Regions from separate parts of the Homo sapiens genome. Here region 1 is linked to region 2. A link is a loop called in an ENCODE intact Hi-C map of the cell type or tissue named here. Cell type or tissue: A673. All regions are shown on one strand. Links, peaks and the distances in the headings refer to the core of each region. The heading gives the core; the rest is flanking DNA.

Region 1 (10,910 bases), core at 1,048-9,047, 100 kb before region 2:
TAATCCTTGTGCCTTTGACCTTTTCTAATAGGTCCCAATTTCCAATCCTTAATTCATCTTCATTATTCTCCTCCAAACTCTCTTTAAATTCTCCACATACCTTTTAAGCCCAAAGAGCTTGAAGTACCCAACAGAACTGAATCAAATCAAGGGAAAACTCATGCTGCTGTTAAATTTCTAGAGGAAAAAAGATTGGGTGAGTATACTCATTTAATTCCTCACTCTTGTTAGTAAATTCCTTCCATCAAAGCTTAATGGTATTTGGGTTAAGTGGTACTATACGTACTTTGGAAAAGGCAAAGTGTCTATCATTCTTAGTTTTCTCCCAGAAGTTACTTTTTTCTCTCTCTCCTAGAAATGTAAGAGTATTAAGTATTCAAAGTGATGGATAAAATTAATCTACCTAAAGAAAAAGAAAGGAGAACAGAATCTGGGAGATGGTAGAAATTCAAGGCTTGTCTGTTTTTGCATTATAGCTCCCTAAGGAGCCTTTTTAGACAGGTTTTCTCTCAAGCACCTCCCCACAAAGGAATTTTAATATTACATATAGACTGTATATCTGTTTATGTTCTATATAGGTATTTGTGCTTTATACATATAAATAGTAAGGGTTTTTTTTTTGGTAAGAACCAAATTTCTCCACTTTAGGGGTGATATTGCCCCCTTTGAGAACTCATTGTTCACTGATAACGTCATGACCTTCAGAATGCTTTTACATATATTCTCCCACCAGGAGGGTGGAATTGTATCTTTGCCTTCTTCTTATAGACAAGGAAGCTGCAGTTCAGAGTGATTAACTAATTTGCCCACAGTCCTGCCCAGGGATAGCAGCAGATTCAGAGTTAAAACCCAATTCCTGATATCAGGGCCAGCACTCATTGCTCTATATTGTAATGATTACATAAAATCCAGAAGCCTGTTCTCTATTAATTTTTTTTTTACAAATTACCTACTTTAGCATTTCTGAAGCAAGCACTCCTCCCAAAATAATTCCCAACATGGTAATAAATAAAAGAGTAGAAGTGCCTTATTAATGCTTGTCCTTGCTTTCAACTATGCTTTTTCAGAAAAGTTCTCTATTCCACATTAAAAATTCTTGAGCATGGCTTATAGTGTTTTCGACAGCTCTCATGCCAAGTCATCCTCCCACCTGTCAGGGCTGTGCACCCAAGAGAATGTCTTTGTTCCATGGGCCAGAGCACATCCTGCCACTCTTCTCACACAGTCTTCATTTTTTCTTCTTGACGTTTTATAATGAAAATTTTCATACATACAGAAAAGTTGAAAGACTTTTACAGTAAACACCCATATACACATCATCTAGGTTCTACAGCATTTTTACTATTCTTGCTTTACAGCATATATATTTTTTCATTCCTCTATCCATCCATCAATCCAACTTTTAAAAAATAGACTTCAGAGTTAACTGCAGATGTAGCACTCTTTCCTCAAAGGCATTGGCATACAAATTATTAATCAGAATTCAAGAACATATAGGAGGCTAACACCAGCTTTGTTCCTGAAATTTAAGTCAGTTTAGCTTCCATGTTCAGATGTTGCTACCAAATAAACAGATCCCACGCACCCCTTTAACTTCCTGCTGATGGAGTGCTGTGCCACCTTTGCTAACAGGCTTCCATCTCTTGAAGTGGAGAAAGTGACCATCAGAAAGAAGGTCAAAGAACACCTGCGTCTTGTAACTGCTTTGGCCTCTTTCATTAATTTATGCATGTTAAACATGAAGGCCAAGTCATCTCTCAACATGGCTTGGGATCAAATTCATCCTAAATTCCAAGGCTGAAACTCCTTTTTTTTCCACTAACATTTATGTAGTACTTGGGAGATGGTAGAAATTAAAGACCAATGCTTCTGATAAATAAATGTCAGGCACTGTTCTAAGTGCTTTATGTATATTAACCCACTCTTTTTCTTTTTCTTTCTTTCGAGACGGAGTCTCGCTCTGTCTCCAGGCTGGAGTGCAGTGGTGCGATCTCGGCTCACTGCAACCTCCGCCTCCTGGGTTCAAGCGATTCTCCTGCCTCAGCCTCCTGAGTAGCTGGTACTACAGGCATGTGCCACCACACCCAGCTAATTTTTCATATTTTCAATAAAGATGGGGTTTCCCCATGTTGGCCAGAATGGTCTCGATCTCCTAACCTCGTGATCTGCCTGCCTCGGCCTCCCAAAGTGCTGGGATTACAGGCATGAGCCACCGCGCGTGGCCTAACTCACTCTTTAAAGTTACTTTTAGTGTAAGACCAGGGGTCGGCAAACTTTTTTCTAGCAAGGGCTATAAAGTAAATATCTTAGGTTTGGGATCATATAGTTTCTGTCTCAAGTACTCAGCTCTGCCATGGTAGCATGAAAGCAGCCACAGATAATATATAACAGAATGAGTACTGCTGCGTTCTAATAAAACTTTATTTACCAAAACAGTCTCCAGGATATAGCTGACCAACGCCTATGCTAGACGAAAAAGCATGAGAGTCCATTCTCCAAAAACCAGTTTCAGGACCTCTTATTCTTAGCTCAAAACACAGAGCTTGCCAATGCCTCAAAGGCCTTTTTATTTAATGGTGGGTCAAATCATTCCTTGTTCATGCTCTTTCATCTTTTAATGCACTGGGAGGAGAGAATCATTAATTTTTAAGCTACGGCATACTGATGCCAACTTAAGAAATCACAATGAACTGAGGTAGAAAATGGCTGAATTACATTTTTAAGCAACTGAGACTAATGAAACACTAAGGAGTCTGAGCTGCATCCTTGACTTGAAAGGTGTTGATGAAACATCATTAAGCCTGGTCTTTGAGAAGCCATGGAACCCTGAGAACCATGACAGAGCAAAAGGACAACCAGAGTAGTGTAATTACAGACTTGGTAGAAATACCCAGGGAGATCCAAGAACATTCATCAAACAATCGATGTGTAATTACCTAGAAGGACGCAAGGTGCTGGATGGCAACCAAATATGCCTTTGTTGGGCTGTGCCAAGGCTATTTAATTTCTTTCCACAGAAGATGAGGAAATGACACTGGCCATGTAAATAAGGAGAAAGAAAAAGATACTATCGTTGAAGCAGAGCTTGCTTTTCCGTCCAACAAGACAGAGACATGGTGTACTTAGAACTAATGTCAAGTGAGACTGTGATTTGCTAAAGGACATAGCCAAAGAAGATTATTACCAATGGCTCAGTCAGCATCAGCCAGATGCCAGGCGAGTGGTAGACTGAGGCAAGGAGGTGGGCCTTGCCCAAACCACCTGCTCTGGACTGGCTTTTATTAGCAAATTCGTTATCTAAAATCCTGAATTGAGAAATGCTCATTAAGCACACAGAGGATGGACTGAGTGAAGAAACTAGCATCTTGGAAAACAAATGCAATTAAAGCATTTCTGACATACGATAATGAATTTAGTATTTTCATTAAGGCAAGAGGACATTAAAACCAGAAGGAAATCTAGCAAGGATTCATGCATAGCCACAGATAAGGAAAACACCTAAAAGATCCCAAAAGAGCTGGAATTCATAATAGTATATGCTGAATATGAATGAACATGAATCATCATATTAAGACTGAATTTGAGGCGGGGCGTGGTCGCTCACGCCTGTGATCCCAGCATTCTGGGAGGCTGAGGCAGATGGATCACCTGATGTAAGGAGTTTGAGACCAGCCTGGCCAACATGGTGAAACCCCGTCTCTACTAAAAATACAAAAATTAGCCAGGCATGGTGGCAGATGCCTGTAATCCCAGCTACTAGGGAGGCTGAGGCAGGGGGCTTGAAACTGGGAGGCGGAAGTTGCAGTGAGCCGAGATCATGCTACTACACTCCAGCCTGGGCAACAGAGTGAGACTCTGTCTCAAATAAACAAACAAAATAAAACAAACAAGCAAACAAAAAAACCTGAATTTGAAATAGCTTTGTTAATTAGTAACACAAACATAACATTAGAAGTATAATACCAGAAAATGGAGGGTAGAGGGAGGAGATCAGGCTTAATCAAGTACTGACCCCACCCTTACAAGCAGGATTCACATTTGGTCTCTGCAACATAAAAGAGTACAGGAAAGTTAGAAATAGCAAAGAAGAAAGACAAAATATTTTTAAAGGGTGGAAAATAACATCTGGGAGGAAGTACATCTGGGAAAAATAAGGAAGGCTATGGGTGCCTACACTGAAATCCGTGAATAGTCTAGCACAAGTGCTGAGCAAATAGCAAGCATTACCAGGAGGCAAAAGCATCTTGAGTCTTCTATCCTAAGGGATTAGGGAGGAAGGATGAAATAGAAAGCAGAGAGAAGCAAGAACAGTCCTTAGAACAGTAGTTCTCACACCCAAGGCGGCATCAGAATCCCCTGAAGAGCTCGCTAAAACACAGATTGCTGGGCCCCATCTCCAGGGTTTGTAATTCAGGTGTGGGATGGGCCACAGAACCTGCATTTCTCACCTGTTCCCAGCTGATGCTGGGATCACACTCCGTGACTCACTGGATTAGAAGCCCAGCCATTGATATGAACTATCTGGGTTGGAATCTGGCCTTTGCCCCTCTTGTGCTTCCTGTCTCATTTCCTCCTGTGTAAAGTGAGAGGGATAACAAGCCCCATGGGATTGTGGTGGGCGTAGCATCCATAAAACTCTGAAGCCGGTGCTCAGGGCACAGGAAGTACTCCATATGTGATAGCTGTCATTTCTATTAAAAGACTGACAACAAGTAAATAATTAGGTAATATCATTCAGCATAGTCATATTAAAATTGAGGCTGTCTGAGATTGCATCATCCACATTTTTTCCAATGGAAAGCAGAATCAAGGTCAGAAATCTACGTCCAAGCCTCTCAGTGCTTGGTTGGACAGGCCACACGCCAGTAGGAGACATGGCTTATCTGGAGCAAAGTATAACCTGCCTTTATCAGCATTATTTCTCAGTTACAGTTTAACCAGGTGAGCAAAATGTGAAGCATGTCTTTAAATCCTCACTATAGCTCCAGCATTATGCACCTGCTCCTTTTCCTGGATAACCCTGGTTACACCCCAAAACTTGTGGGGCCTGACCTCTGAGTCACAGAGCAGACTTAATATGGGGCTGCTGTAGGTAGCAACTCCTATGGAGGTGTGACATTTGCTCTGTGTTTGGATGAGTAAGGTTGGTGTTACAAAAGCCAGTACCTCCGCATAACAATTGTGTCTCAGTTTGGATCCACACTCTCACTACCACCACCACCTGAGATCAATGAGTAATGGGATCTTGGGTTCCAGCTGTCATAGGCTAGAGGAGGATGGCAGAACACATGTTGTAACACACGATGCTATCAGTTCTTTTTTTCTAAAACAATGAACAATACCACATAGTATTCCAACTCTACTAATTAAGGGAATATACCTTTTCAAGTGAGATGTTAAGAAATAAAAATCAGCCAGGTGCGGTGGCTCACGCCCGTAATCCCAGCACTTTGGGAGGCCGAGGCGGGTGGATCACTTGAGGTCAGGAGTTCAAGATCAGTCCAGCCAACATGGTGAAACCCTGTCTCTACTAAAAATACAAAAATTAGCTGGGCGTGGTGGGCACCTGTAATCCCAGCTACTCGGGAGGCTGAGGCAGGAGAATGGCTTGAACCCAGGAGGTGGAGGTTGCAGTGAGCCAAGATCATGCCATTGCACTCCAGCCTGGGCCACAGAGCAAGACTCCGTCAAAAAAAAAAAAAAAAAAAAAAAAAAAAGGGCCGAGCACGGTGGCTCATGCTTGTAATCCCAGCATTTTGGGAGGCTGAGGCGGGTGGATCACCTGAGGTCAGGAGTTCAAGACCCGCCTGACCAATATGGAGAAACCCCATCTCTACTAAAAATACAAAAAATTTAGCTGGGTGTGGTGGCACATGCCTGTAATCCCAGCTACTAGGGAGGCTGAGGCAGAAGAATCGCTTGAACCTGGGAGGCGGAGGTTGCGGTGAGCCAAGATCGCGCCATTGCACTCCAGCCTGGGCCAACGAGAGCGAAACTCCGTCAAAAAAAAAAAAGAAAGAGAGAAAGGGAGAAAGGGAGAAAGGGAGGGAGGGAGGCAGGAAGGAAGGAAGGAAGGAAGGAAGGAAGGAAGGAAGGAAGGAAGGAAATAAAGAAATAAAAATCACCCAGAGAGATTGAAGAATCTTCTCCGGAAACTTTGCCTATTATCAATCACTGTTTAATTTCCCATTTACTTTCCTCATTCTACTTTTGCCTCATCTTATGTCTTGGCATATGTACTGTTCTCTGGTGGCCCTCTCCAGCTCACCTCACCTGCTCCCCTTGGCTCTGAACTCCATAACAGCTTGGTCTCAACAGCCCTTACCCAAGCGCTTATGACCTCACCTTGGAAATGTCTAAATATGTTCTAGGTGCATACTTGCGGGGATCTGTATTATTTTAGAAGAAGTTCAAAGTATTCCAAAGAGAGTGAATTTGGAGGCAGGGGGAGTATGCACTTTGGTAGATCACAGTACTTGTCAATAAAAAAGAAAGTTTTTTGTTTTTAAAAAAAAAGCAGAAAACATTTGGTTCTATCTTTAGGGAAAAAAATTCATATGTCAAAATTTTATTTCTAACATTGGTGTTACTAGATTTTTCCCCTGTACTACATCAGGTCTAAACCCAAAGCAAGTCCAGTTCAGAAGAAAACTGCATCAAGAAAAAGGCCTGACAGCATCAGTGAGTGAGATGACAGCGTGGAGGAATAATGATGGGAAAGTCCTTCATTCTTGATTGTGTCGGCATTAAGGGGGAAAAAAAGAGACAAGCAGAGAAAGTCTAGGATGAAAAGAAAAGGAATAGTTTTTCTGCAAGGGAAGAAATAGCCTTCTGATTACTACACATAAAGCCAATTAAAAGGTAATGAGATTGATTTTTGTTTGTGGCTTGTAGAATCAATCTCATTACTTTAAGACATACCTTGTCGAGATGTCTTAAATCAGTAGAGTTTTCACGTTCCCCCAAATGCACTTTGTTTTAAAACATTTATTTCAATAAATAAAAGAAGAAAAGGGGGAGAACTGTGGAATGGTAGAAAATCCCTTAGAGTTCATTTAAAATCTGTGATTCAAAATGTACTGAGTTAGTTGAAAATGATATGGTCAATCAATATGGCCTGTTAAGATCTTCCAGACGTGCCTAAGACAAGATAAATGTCCTCGAGCTACAAGATTGTGAAGTCTAGATATGATTAATACAATTTTAAAAAGCATAATGAAGAAATGGAATGCTTTCGAAGGTTTACAGGAACAGTTTTTAGAAATAAAGATAGAAAAGAGTAAAATCAGTAGATATTTAGAACACCAAAAACTAGGGAAAACTGCATAAAAGAGGGTAGGAATACTTAAGCAGTGTTTAAAAAATGAATACAATTCACTGGAAGGTAAAATAAGGTAGTGAGATACTACTCCAACTTAAGATTGGCCACTGCCGGCCGGGCGTGGTGGCTGATGCCCATAATCCCAGCACTTTGGAAGGCTGAGGCAGGCAGATCACCTGAGGTTGGGAATTCAAGACCAGCCTGGCCAATATGGTAAAAGCCTGTGTCTACTTAAAAAAAAAATGAGCCAGGTGCAGTGGGGTACACCTGTAATCCCTGCCACTCAGGAGGCTGAGGCAGGAGAATCGCTTGAATTTGGGAAGCAGAGATTGCGGTGAGTCAAGATAGCGCCACTGCACTCCAGCTCGGGGGCGACAAAGCAAGACTCCACCTCAGAAAAAAAAAAAAGATTGGCCACTGCCATCAGTACTTGGTCTAACTTCTGACCATCAAGAAAAAAGCTGATTCTGATCATGAATGCTAGAAATCTCTACCATCCATTTTTGCATTAAAAAAGTTTTCCAAAATAGACTATTCCACAGCAAGAAGGAAATGAAGCTATATAAAATGGAGAACAACTTGAAATAATAGTATGCCATTGTATTTCCCTTTTTTGAAATTGCTTTTTATAATCCCATATTCACTATAGCGATTTCAAAAAAGACAAATGACACCAAATCATTTACAGTCACAAAAGAACTTCTGCTTATTTAGTGTAGGCTTGAGGTAATTTTAGGGCAACTTGACTTTCAATGAGTCACACAAGTAAATCTTGCCATTTTGGCCTTTTGGAGAGGCCAAGAAGAAACTTGGATTAGTCCAGGAAAAAATTTTAGTCTGTGTTTAAGTTAGTACCTTAACAACTGCCAAAAGTCTAGCTCACTATCCTAATAACAGCATTGAGTAAATCTGATATGCTATTAGTAATAGTTTGAGAATCCCAAATTCCTTATGCTAGCAATCGCTATCCTTTTTTTTCATCATTTTGAAACTTACTGATTTATTTACTGATTCCCCACTGTTGCTTGGCTATGCTCACTGCTAAGGATATATCTATGATTAAGACTGATGAAGTCTCTGGAGGTTGTATTCTCCTGGAGAGGCATATACAAGCAACAATCAAATATGTTAAGAAAGTGTATCAGAGAGTATATAAAGTGCCACAGATACAATAAACAAGGCAATATGACAGAGACGCTCCAAGGGTTGGGGAGGTGCTACTTTTTTATGGAGTTTAGGAAGGGCCTCTTATTACGTGAAATTTGACCTGAAACCTAGACGTGCAGAGAACCTGGGTCTGAGAATTTCAGGCAAAGGGCAAGTGCAAAGGCCCAGTGATAGTGACAGTGCTTTTTTCTTTTTCTTTCTTTCTTTTTTTTTAATGAATGGGAATAGAATCTAGTGGGGCTAAAAGGCAGTGCACTTGGAGAAGAATGGTACAGACAGGGCAGTGACAGACACAGGAGGCAAACTATGGCTCATAGGCACGGCAAGAAATTTGTTACTAAGAGTAACAGAAAGCTATTGAAGGGTCTAATTTATATTTAACGATGATGATTTGGGCTCCTGTCTGGTGACTGGAGTGTGTATGTGTGTGTGTATATGTGAGCTGCAGGGAAGCTGCAAGGAGTGGAAGCAGGGAGATCAGGTGGGAGGCTCTTTACCTGCAATGAAATCCAGGCAAGAAATGACAATGGCCCAAACCACACAACATTCATGGGGATAGAGTACAGTGGACAATGCGAGATATATTTGGAGATAGACTTGATGCTAAGAATGGAGGAGAAAGGGGTGAGGGTAGGGAAGGGAGAAGTACAGGTTTCTGAAGTTAGGTGTCATCCAATGGAGCGGGGCCTAGTTCTATTCTGAACATGAGGCTGGTGGTGGCCTGTGAGACAGGTGGTGGCCTGAGGAGGTCCAGTGGACAGGTGGATAGAGGTGTCTGGAGCCCCGGGTAGAGGTCTTGGCTAGAGAAACAAATTTGAGAGTCAACATTCCACACAGTTTGTGACAGACAACCCAGGCACACATTTGGTAACTAATAAATGCTTATGATGTGACTGACTGATAGTTGATGGAAAAAGCAGTGAGAATTCTGCATATGGGAAGATGTTTTGCATCTGTCGGCATGGAGTGTTCAGGAAGTGCCAGCAGAGCATCAGGTGCTGCGGCTGCCCAATAAATATTAATTTGCAGTAGTAAAGCTTCAAGAAAGCAATGAACTGTTATTTCACGACCTGATCCTGCCTGGCTTAATTGGCGCCAGAGCTGTTGTTCAGCTGCTTGTACCTTCTGTTCCTCATCCTCAGTATCTTTTTTCCTGGTTGCTTAATTCCGGACCTGGGCATCTTGCTTTCTTCTTGATCACTGCCTCTTACCCTTACATTCAGAGAATACTGTCATCACTTCGACTCTGTCCTTAATGACCAGTTCAGAGCCTGTTCTTCACAGGTTTCTGACTCTGCCATGAATCATGAACATTAACTGAGTACCCATTATGCAGCAGGCACTGTATTGGACACTTGACCCACATATGCCATTTATAGCAACCCTGCAAAGTAGATGCTTATCTGTAGGTTAGGCCTTAATCTCCCTGAGAGAGTAAGTGGTTGGCTCTGTGTTAGGTAGCTAGAAAGTGGTGGAGCAAGAAGTCAAAACAAGTCCAAGCTGACTTTGCAGCTGAGCTCCCTGCTTTCCTGGATTTGCTAAGTATGTGGGTTTTGCCTGCTGAATCAGTCTGTACCCTTGACTCACCCAGCTCTGCAGCAAAGTCTACTAAGTAGTTGGTATCTGTTGATAACCACCATGTATCAAGGCAGACTGGCCTACGTCTATACCTTAGAGGGACACTGTTCCACATCTCTCTAATTGCACACTTTGCTTGGTGCTCTAATGTGGGTATTTATCACGTTGAACTGGCAGGTCCTAATCTGGGAGAGGCCCATGGCCCGGGAAAGTATGAGTCATCAGAGAAACAACAGAGATTGAGTATACTGGAGCTACCACGCTAGGGACCAGGGAAGAGTAGCTGGGAAGAGATAGATTGAAGACCAAGAAAAAGGGCCCAGAGCTGCGTAGAAGAGGAAGATGCGGGCTCTTAGCTAACGGATGAGATGTAATAGGAAAACGTACGTAGAAAAAATTATAACTCATTGTTTAAAATAAACAGCCTTTACTGCTTTATGTAAATATGTAAATAAAGCTTCAATCTCCCTGGCCACAAACTCACACAGAAAGGCTTTCTGTCTTCATTAGGCATGTCTCCCAAGCATGCAAGTGTGTTACAAGACAACAAGACGTATGACTAAGCACCGTCTGTAGTAGGGGAAAACTGTTTCACCATCATGCAAGAGAAAGTGGCGCCTTCACTTGCAGGAGGCCAACTCCTGGGAGGCTTGGGAATTTAGGCAGGAACTATCTGCAGTTAACATCACACTGGAGGACCAACTAGAGAACAAAGGGAACTGAAGCTACTCCTGCAGACACTCATCTGAGCAGCACCTGTTCTTCCAGCAAACTTGACCTGTTACTATCTGACACCTGCCTGGCTAGATGGGCCCCATGCTGCCTGCTGAGGAAAGGGAGCTGA
Region 2 (10,910 bases), core at 1,089-9,088:
TTATTTATTTATTTATTTATTTATGAGACGGAGCCTCGCTCTGTCACCCAGGCTGGAGTGCAGTGGTGTGATCTCAGCTCACTGCAACCTCTGCCTCCTGGGTTCAAGCAATTCTCCTGCCTCAGCCTCCCGAGTAGCTGGGACTACAGGCGCCCACCACCACGCCCGGCTAATTTTTGTATTTTTAGTAGAGACGGGGTTTCGCCATGTTGGCCAGGCTGGTCTCAAACTCATGACCTCAGGTGATCCACCCGCCTCAGCCTCCCAAAGTGCTGGGATTACAGGCGTGAGCCACCGCGCATGGCCTCCTTTTCCCTATTTTAAATCATAAAGAACACCTCCTCACTGGCCTTCATCATCCCATCAACTCTGTCTCTTAAGTGTGATCACACCTTCCAGTTGTCATCCATTCTAGCTTCCACTTTCTCACCTAGGGGCCTCTTGATTTTGACAACAGCCTCTTACTAGGACCCCTGCTTCTTTTCTTACCCACCACCCTAATTCAGACCCCCACTGCTGCTAGAATCATTTTGCTAAAACAGACTTGATTGCATTTCTCTTTTACTTAAGATCTTTCTTTTGGTCTGCATCACCCACAGAAGTTGGGACCTCTAGACTGGTTTCCAAATCCATCTTCCAGATTCAACTTGCACAACTCCCCTCCCCATGAACCACACACTCCAGGCCCACATCACACCCTGCTCCTGCCTTAGACACACTGGTCCCTAACCCAAAAATGCCTTTCCTCCTGTTTTCCGACTGGGGAGCCCCATTCCCTGAGTTCCCTGACACCTCAGCCTTTCACTCCAGCCTCTCATACCCACAAGAGCCATCTGTATGTACCTCTATTACAGCACCTCTGAAACCGTCTTGTAGTTAAGTGTTTCTATGAAGGTCTTTCTCTAGTGAAGGTATTCCCAACATGTGGAACAAATTCAGGTCTCCATAAATGTTTGTTGAACAAATGCATTCCAATGTCTAAACAACTAACTTGGCACTTCGTGCATATGAACTGTTAATATCTAAAGTGCCACCTATAGCAATAGTTTTCCTTCAATCCAATATGTTTGTGGTATCCCTATTAAGAAGGACAGCTGCCGCGTGAGGGATGATAAGGAAAGCATACTCTGATTTCTATATTTTTCGGGGGTTGGAGCATAATTCCAATAACCAGAGAAATTCAGTTGCCCTTTTGACATTGTAAATAATTTCCAGTTGCCCTTTCAACTCTGTAAATAATCACAACTTACAGTTTTGGGAATACTGCATTAATATTCCATAAAAGAAAACTGATGTGCTGAATCCCTTGGGTGAAAACGATGCTGCCGCTCAAGCTACAAGCATGGCTATGGAAGGTCCATTGCAGAGAGAAGGAAGCAGGACCCTGAGTGAAGGTGGGGGTTGGGGGGGGACAGCTGGACCTCCCTGGGGACTTCCTCTGGAGGGAGACAGGCCTGGGGGGAGGCAGCAAGGGGAGGCATGTTCATGAAGGGCAGTCTTCTTTATCAAACAGGTGGCAGCCTCGCGAGTCTAGCTAATCCTTCTAATTACAGAGGAGCTGGCTGCCAGCCAAGACCAAGGGGGCCAATTTTAACTCCTTATGGGGGAGGGCTAGCAAGCTAGACAAGACCCCCGCCAAACAGGTGGCGGTTCATGGCCGGATTTCCAACTCAGCAGGGCACTGGGGTCCCTCGGCAAAATAGAGGCCATCATAGAAGTTCAGTCACAGAAACTGGGCCAACCCTGTGGAGCCTGCAGCAAGGTCGTGGTTTGGAGGGTATGGGGTGCCCAGGGCTCTCCCAAGATGCCACAGATACCAGCCCTAGAGAAGCAAGATGAATTCTAATCTCACTGGCAATGGGATAGAACCTACTAATGAGCTGCCTGACTTGATCAGTCATTGGCAAACTGTGGCTCATGGGCCAATTTTGGGCAGCCACCTGGTTTTTTTTTTTTGTAAATAAAGTTTTGCTGGAACACAGCCATGCTCATTCATTTATGTATCTTCTATGGCTGCTTTTGCTCTACGAAGGCAGAGTCGAGTAGTTGAGACAGAGACCATATGGTCTGCAAAGCCTAAAATATGTATTGTCTGCCCTTTACAGAAAAAGTTGGCGAAACCCTGGTCTGGTAAATACCCAGGCTGCACCTCAGATCAATTGAAATCAGAATCTCTGGTGGCAAGACCCAGGCATAAGTACTTTTTAAAGCTCCTCAGTTGATTTCAATGTGCAGTCAAGGTTGCAAACCACTGCTCCAGCCTGATGCAGTGACTCCAAGGGGCAGCTGAAAAAGTCATAGTAAGTTTCTGCCTGGGCTGAATACGTCACAGACAAGGTGGTTCAGCACTTGGGCTCTGGGGAAACACAGGCCTGATCTGCATCTTCACTCTACCACATACTCGCTATATGACTGCACACACTCAACCCCTCTACACCTCAGTTTCTCCGCCTGTAAAATGGGGATAATAACAACACCTAACTTACAAGGTCATTGAGGGGCTGAAGGGGAGAATGTGTGTGGAGCTCTGGCATTGTGACTGGAAAACAACTACACTCAATAAATGGGAGCTAAAAGAGGTAGTGGCGGAGAGTTGGGCTGAGAGGCTGATGCCATCATGGTTTAGAGCAGCTGAAAAAACTGCAGAAACTCTCAGGCCTGGCACATGTGGTGTAAGAAACTGCCTTGAAGACGCTGCTGGGAAAAGCCACAGTATGTGTGCAATGACTTTACAGCCAACAGGTGTGGGCAGGCTGGTGTATGGTTCAGGACAGCTCAAAGACACTCCACTGCTAAACTCTGCCCACTTCTCCCCATGCTTGAAAGGGTTCCCTGTTCTGGGCCCTAGCTGACATTCCAGAATACAACTGTAGCTCCTGGTGAATGCTTGTTAGAGACTTTGATACTGAACCCTGAACCCTACTGCTTGGATCACATACCGGGGCTGTGGAGCATTTGTGGGTACCTGATTCCTGCTTTGCAGATGCCTCCTGCCTGCCTACCTTTGTCCTGCCTTCATGCCAGTATGGGCTTGACATCAGCCTGCCAAACTTGTAGTCAGGTAACACACGGTGGACTCTGGTTGGCTATACACAGAGGACTGTTCCCTTGGGCAGACAATCTGGCCCCTAGAGATGCTCCAATGATATCCATGCCTTGACCATTCAATTACAAAGTGAAAGTCATGCTGCAAAATTCTGGGGGCTCCTTGCTCAGCTAATGATCTGCATCTGGGGTGGCGGGGAGGGTCCCTGCATTTCACAGACACAGGACCGGGTCTTGTTCAAAGTGAGTGACCTCTCTCCTGTCTGGTGTAAAGACGAGTGTCCCCTTAAATGCATGATCAGTGAAGTGTTCTTATGAATCCTGGCAACATGTGGTAACCCACTAAATCAAGAAATGGTGAGCCACAACCTTCATCAGCTGAGCCAGGGGCATGGCTGTTTGCAGTTGTCCAGCCCTTCTTGCGTATTCATTTAAGGCTTGTGTTAGAACAAGATCAAGCAGAAAATCCTGGCCAATACCACCTTGAATGTAAACAATGCATCTGTAAGGAAGAGAGGCTTAGCACCATACCAGTCCTCTACCTGTGGGGTCCTGCACCTCAAACTGGCATCATATATAATGATCTAAAATAGCTGGGGGTCAAGCCACAATTTTAGGGCCAGCGCCTCAACACAACTGGAAAATCCAGGAAGCAGCTAGTGGGAGGATCTAATTATAATGCTAATGATGACGGCTATTTACTGGGAGCTTACGAAGTGCCAAGTGATTTATTTACATGCAATTTCTTATTTAATCTTTACAATCATCCTATGAAGACTTGGAGAATTCAGTACTTGTGCAACCACACAGTTTTTAAGTGGCGGAACTGAGATTCCAATTCAGGTGTCTCTGACCCTAAAGCTCCCAGGAGCCCCCACTTAATACCATAAGCTGTACAGCCTTGGCAGAGAGAGCCAGTGATGCCTGCCACAGAATCATCCTGCTCCACCAAACTGCCTTGGACAGAGACAGGGAAATAATATCCAGGCCCCATGGGACAGCCTCCAGTCAACCTGAGAAAAACTGCATCCCTCCACACCCTGGAAAGTTCTGCCTCACTCCCAGGGCTCTTCTCCTGGGTTACAGCCTCTACACCTCTTTTCTACATTCTCAGGTTCCCTTCAGAAACTCCACGTGGATTTCTTTCCCAGCCCCTCCTTACACTGTCCTACTCAGGTGCTGCTTGGAAAGCTCTTGCATCTGATCTCTCCCATCTCAAGTCAATGATTTACTCATTAAAGAAACAACCACTTCCTTCCCCCAAATACTAATGAAAAACTATCATGCGTGTTTTGTTTTTTTTTTTAAGTTTTAGATTCGGGGGAACATGTGCAGGTTTGTCATACAGGCATATTGGGTAATGCGGGGTTTGGGCTTCTAGTGAACCTATCACCCAAATAGCGACCATAGTACCCAACAGGTATCACATCTTTTACCTTACCAAAAAAGCACAAAAAATCTAATTCTGTCACCTGCAGAGCACAACATTGCAACCTGCTGAACTCAAACTGGGATGTAATCCCTTTCCACCTCCCTCTGGACCACCAGCCCTGCTACTGCACTGGTGAAGGACACCAACTCCGGAACCAGACTGCCTGGGCTCAGTCCTGGCCCAGCCATGTGCAACCTGAGTGACCCTGAGAGGCCCTGAGAGACCTCACTTTCCTCCTCTGCAAAACCGGAATAATAATAGTACCTCCTTCAAAGGGCTGTGGTGAGAAGTGAGACCGTATATTACATACCGAGTACTTAGCTCAGTGCTGGCATGAGATAAACACTCCACAAATATTAGCAATTGTTCTTACTAGTTGTGATTATATTGCTATTCTTGCCCTGGTTATTATATATTCATTTATTTTAAAATTACTGCCCTGCTTTCAAAACGGTGCAGATAATCATAGAGTCTTACATGTGGGAAAACACTCAGGTACAAAGTTAAAGTGTTCTCTTGACTTGTCCTCAAAATATAGTGCAGTACTTTTAATGGTACTTGACATTTTCTCCAAGACTTGACCATATATTCTCTAACTTAATTCCCATGCCAACCTGGAAAATCCTACTTTGCAGATGAGAAAACCAAGTTTCAGAGACACCAATAATATTACAATAATGTCTGATATCTATTTTGTACTTTTTAAATATTATACACTATTTTAAGAAACTTATACGTATACTACCTTTTCATTCTCAAAACAGCCCTATGAGACTAAGATTATTGCTATACCCATTTTACAGGTGAGGAAACTGAGATCCAGAGAGGTTAAGTAACCATCAAGATCACAGGGGGCAGAGAGAGAATGCTGGCTTTCTAATTCCCTAGTGTGTGGCTTGCACGCTACAGTTAGGTTTAGCAGGGGACAAAGAGAGACCAGACCCAGGGCCTTGCTATGGTGGCATAGTCACCACCCTGCCCAACACCCTCCTCCCACACCCTTTCCTCTGCGCTGGGTGATCTCTGACTCTCCTCACTGTAACACTCCATGATTGTAAATGAATCTACAGACACCATCCTTCCGCCAGCCCTGGAAAGATCAGAGCACTGATGCAGGTAGTTTTCCTAAAGGACAAAGAACAAAGCTGAATATTTTTCTAGCCACATTAAAAATGATATTCCTGTGTTAGAATAACATCAAAATGTGTTGTGTTTTGTTTGTTTTAATAGCTTCTCTTTGATCTGCACTTTGGCCGCAGAACTCACTGGCTGTACCCACTGTCATTCTCTCCAGCGGGCATAGACTGGCGCTGAGTGAAACTAGCCCACAATCCTTGTAAATCACTGCTTTCCATTCATGCTTATTTCGCTAATGCCACCGCTCAGCCACTGTCTTGATTAATGCAGGAAAAAGGAGGTTACAATTAAGTGAGATGATTTTGCACCCAGGAAATAGCAGATGAGTTGGATAAACTGCACAGTTATTGGTGAGTAAAGAAGCAGATTTAAGCTGCCCTTGGGTACTGGAAACAGGAAGCTCAGAGAGACCTTGGAGCAACTGCTCCTCTCTTACAAAGCCTTTGGTAATTGTGAAGAGGAAAAACGTATGTGTTGTGCAGACGAAGTGGAGCACATGCAATTTGAGATTCAGATGCTGAAAAGCAGGGAAAGGAGCCTGTCTCATGCTCTGGATTATCCTGTTGCCAGTCCATGAGCAAGAACTTGGCCAGCCTGTCCAATAGGACGTTCAACATCAATCTTATTCTAGCTTGTCTCGGGGATGCTTTCCCGAATGTTCGTAAGCACTATTCAAATGCCAAAAGCCATGAAAAGGATTATTTGCTTGGGACACCATGCCCATTTTCTGCTAATGCAGAAATGTCATCATACAAGATGGCCACATATTAAACACAGAGAGAGGCAAGTTTTGGGGAGTGTGCACCTAGGGAAGCAGTTCTCAAAGCATGGTCTAGGGAACCCTGCAAGTCCTTGAGGCCTTTTTACAGGGGATCTGAGATATTGAGACATTATTTAACTTGTTCACTCTTATTCTCTCTCAAACACACAGTAGAGTTTTTCAGAAAGTGCATGACATGACATGGCAACAGACTGAATGTAGAAGCAGATATGAAATCCAACCACCTCCCATTAATTCAGACACTAAACAGAGCTGCAGTAAAGTAAAACAATGACACTATTTTGAAAAATATTTTTCAATAATAAGAATTTATGAAAAAGACAAGAGGCAACAAATGTTGGCAACAATAGGGAGAAAAGGAAAACCTAGTATAATGTTGGGGGGAATGTAGACTGGTACAGTCATGGATAACAGTACAGAGAGTCCTACAGAAATTAAAGTTGGAATGATCATAGGACCCAGTGATCCCTCTTCTGGGCATATACTCAAGAGAGACAAGCTCATCACTTCAAAAAGATAGCTGCACTCCCGTGTTCACTGTGGCATTATTCACAATAGCCAAGATATGGATACAAACTAAATGCCCACTGATGAACGAACCAATAAAGAAAATGTGGTGTGTGTATATATATATATATATATATATATATATATATATATATATATATACACATATATATATATATGCATGATGGAATATTATTCAGCCTTAGAAAAGGAGATCCTTCCATTTGCCACATCATGGATGGACCAAGAAGACATTATGTACAGTGAAGTAAGCCAGACAAAGAAAGAAAAATATTGCATGATCTCACTTATATGTGGAATTTAAAAAGCTCAAATACACAGAGATAGAGAATGAAACAATGATTACCATGAGTAGGCGGTAAAGGGTGGGGGAGAGAAAACGGAAAGATGTAGGTCAAAGGATACAAAACAGCAAATATGTAGGATGAACAAGCCTAGAAATCTAATGTACACCGTGAGGACTACAGTTAATAAAATTGTATTATATTAGGGATTTTTGTTGAACAAGTAAATTTTCTTTTTTAAGCCAGTCACACTTAGATTTTTAGCTGCTCTTTCCATACACAAGAAATGTAATTCTGTGAGATGCTAGGTATGTTAATTTGCTTTACTATTGTAACCATTTTACTGTCTATATATATCCTATAATATCATGTTGTAAACCTCAAATATACACAATAAAATTTGTTTTTAAAAATGCGTGTTGGCACATAATAAGCATATGGTTTGAAGTAAATTGACAAATCATTTTTTAAATTTCTGAGTTTTAATTTCTAATACGGCATATATTGACTGATACAAAATATTTTGGCACCTCAATTATTCTTAAGAGAATAAAGATGTCCTGAGCCCCAAAAATCTGAAAACCACATAGAAGAATGTGGCAACTTTCTTTTTAACCCAGTGGAAGCCTTCCTTCCTCCTCCAGCCCCATAGACAAGCATAGGGCTTCAGATTCACCCATTTTCTTGGTCTTGGGCACAGGTTCTTTCTTTAGTAGCCTCATTGCCTGCCTTGCCCCAAATCTATATGACTGAATTGTATTTATTCTGCTCATGGCTTTGGTCCAGGAGGTTCACAATAGTTTATTCTCCCTGGCAAGGCAGAGAGAATGGCTTTCCTTAGCCCCTCAGCTCTCAACGAGGCATAGTCCAGTGCAATGAGAACTGTCATTTCCGCCTGGACCATCAATCAATGAAGATAGATGCACTTCTGTAGGCTGACTGCAGGAGGGAGGTGAGTTTAGACCTGGGAAGTGAGATGCTATCCTGAGCCTGGGCTACAGAGACCGTGGCGGACTCCGTGTCTGTCACGGGGCAGGAGAACGGCCCATCCAGTCGGCAGCATGTTACAAATCAAGCATCCCCTCCATGTCTGAAAGTCACGGCAACACCAAAGCCACAGGAAGAGCCACATTCTCTGCAGGTTCCACGGACCTTGGAAGCCCTCCTTGCAAACAAAGCTGGAGCCCTTTCTCCATGTCTCTCCTGCAATCACAGTGAAATAGTGATTTCACCTATAAAGAACTACTGTGTGGATTTCATCTATAAAGAACCAGTGAGCCCCAGCTACATGCAGTATGAAGTGTTGGTGGGGAGGAGAAGTGCAAAGGTGAATAAAAAATGCTCCCCCGCTGCCCTCCAGGAGCTGCTCAAAAGCAGCAAAATGATCAGACTCCAGTTTTAACTCACGTCTCTTACTTGGCCTGCTTTTCAGAGGCAATGAGAATGTTTGATGAGAAAAGGCAAGGCCACCAAAGAAAGCAGTAAAATGAAAGCCCTAAATAATTCACAACACTGGATAACCAATGTCTGAAACAGAATCGATTCTGCACAAGAAGTCACTCTGTTTCTTCCTTATAAGTGTTATTTCTTAACCTCAATTTTCAACCTGAACAGCAAGCACCTGATTTCCTACCAAACTGAAAATTGTCCTGTGTTTCCTGGATGGGCTCAGGTTCCCAGGAAGGATTCACCAGAGGGGCTCTTAGGAGGCACCCAGCCAAACAGACACCCAGCCCAGAGGGCGTCTGAGAAACGGAAAGGGACTGGGAACGTTTTTGAATTGCAAAATGCTTCATCTTTAGAGGACACTCCAGAAACATGAAGTTTTGTTTTAAAAAGGCTGCCAGTGAAAATACGTTTAATCATTACCTGTTTATCTAACACAACCAGGAGCAAACAACCAGAGGGTTTTCACTAGATGCAGACAATGACCAGGGCCTTGAACTTGTCTCCGGACTGTTGGAGTTAGGCAGGGACCTACCACAGCCAAAGTTAAATCAGGCTTGATGCTTAAAGACCAGGACGCTGACTAAAAGAGGGAGTTGGTGACACAACTCCACCCCTTTCAGTCCACTTCCTCTCACTTCTTCCACCCCCACCTCAAGGTTAATCGTTTCTGTTTGGCAGAGTTTTGAATCCTGGGAACTGTCTCACTTTAAGCCTCTTCTAATCTTTTACAAAGATTATCAAGATAATGTAGTTCCACATCTCTGGCACTAGGAACATCAAAAGCCCATTAATTAATTATATGCTTTTAAGGATTATCTGCATGGAAAATATGAGAATTATAAATGCAAATACATATTACAAAATCACTATTCCTATCAGAAAAAAAAGCCATCTTTTTCTCTTGGTCATGAATTCCTTTCTCCCGCCTTCCCCTGCTCTCTCTTTCTCTCTCTCCAGTGCCTTATCTCTCTCTTCTTAATCAGTAACCACAATTGCATTCTATGATTTCTAGCCTTCTGCTATACTCAAACATTAAAAAATGACTCAATAAACTTTTAGATCATTTTTTATTTTATTATTATTTTTTGAGACAGAGTCTTGCTCTGTTGCCCAAGGCTGGAGTGCAGTGACATGATCTTGACTCAATACAACCACCACCTCCCAAGTTCAAGTGATTCTCGTGCCTCAACCTCCTAAGTAGCTGGGATTACAAGTGCGCACCACCAGGCCTGGCTAATTTTTTTTTTTTTTTTTTTTTTAGTAGAGATGGGGTTTCACCATGTGGGCCAGGCTGGTCTTGAACTCCTGGCCTCAAAATGATCCACCCATCTCAGCTTCCCAAAGTACTGGGATTATAGGTGTGAGCCACTGCGTTCGACCTAGATCATTTTTTAAATGTCAAAATTGAAAATCATGAATGCAGCTCCTTCATTTAAAATGCAGCCTAAAGGGAAGTGCATGAGCTTTTCTAGAAGAGCATGCTGGATTCAGAGTCCAGGTTCAACTGTGGGGACTGAAACAATAAGACTACCAGCGAGCAAGGTTATCATGAAGATAAAATAAACTAACACCTGTGAAGCATTTAGCTCAATGCCTGGCATGGAGAAAGTGTTCAACAATTGACAGCTATTATTATTATCAGGAAGCATTTATGATTTAGGCCACAAGTCAGAAAAGGCAGAGAATGAGAAGGACAAAGATCATACATAGCAGGAAGTGTTTCTTAATTCATCTGTGCCTTCTACTTAAATTGGTTTCACAGTGGATAAAGCACTTACATTAATTTCTCCAATCCCCAGAAGCAGGTAGGTAGATAGGACAGGTGGTATTATTTCATCTGATGAACCAGAAAATGAGGGAGGGTCAGAAGCCTATTAGAATGATTTGAGGGGAAGGTTTCACGGTCATTAACTGGAAAAGCTGAGACTATGATGGGAGCCACACCGTTCCCAGCCCCTGGAAGGGGACTGTTTTCTCTGTTTGCCTGACATCCTCAGTCCTTTTGATTTATGATCCTTCCTCCTCTTATGAACTGGTTGCTAAAGAATTTAAGATTAAAATGCTAAAGTTCCTCTTACATTGCTGGTGGGAATGTAAATTAGTACAGCCACTATGGAAAACAGCATGAAGTTTCCTCAAAAAACTGAAAATAGAACTACCATATGATCCAGGAATCCCACTGCTGGGTATTTATCCAAAAGAAAGGAAATCAGTATATTGAAGAGATATCTGCACTAACAAGTTCATTGGAAGA

What was found. Hi-C counts contacts between places; a loop is a spot of excess contacts. Peaks named below come from ENCODE experiments on the same cell type or tissue, not always from the same donor. Only the 100,000 strongest peaks of a DNase experiment are listed, where the experiment ranks them.
Region 1: a loop joins it to region 2, with 2.1 times the contacts of the local background. A loop is called at or near these places in 1 of 110 quality-filtered maps.

Annotation. Positions count from the first base shown.
Region 1 is chr7:29,369,998-29,380,907 of GRCh38, reverse strand. All of the region lies in intron 3 of CHN2 (chimerin 2), which reads right to left. Among named protein-coding and RNA genes, the nearest start is that of CHN2-AS1, 170 kb to the right of the region's middle. RefSeq lists an enhancer at 5,911-6,417. In A673, for the core only: no CTCF peak of the experiment used is centred there; DNase peaks (open chromatin) are centred at 4,597, 5,217, 6,147 and 6,707; H3K4me3 peaks cover 472 bases; H3K27ac peaks cover 7,915 bases.
Region 2 is chr7:29,269,498-29,280,407 of GRCh38, reverse strand. The region is part of intron 1 of CHN2 (chimerin 2); the gene reads right to left. Among named protein-coding and RNA genes, the nearest start is that of CHN2-AS1, 66 kb to the right of the region's middle. In A673, for the core only: no CTCF peak of the experiment used is centred there; a DNase peak (open chromatin) is centred at 5,957; H3K4me3 peaks cover 367 bases; H3K27ac peaks cover 5,241 bases.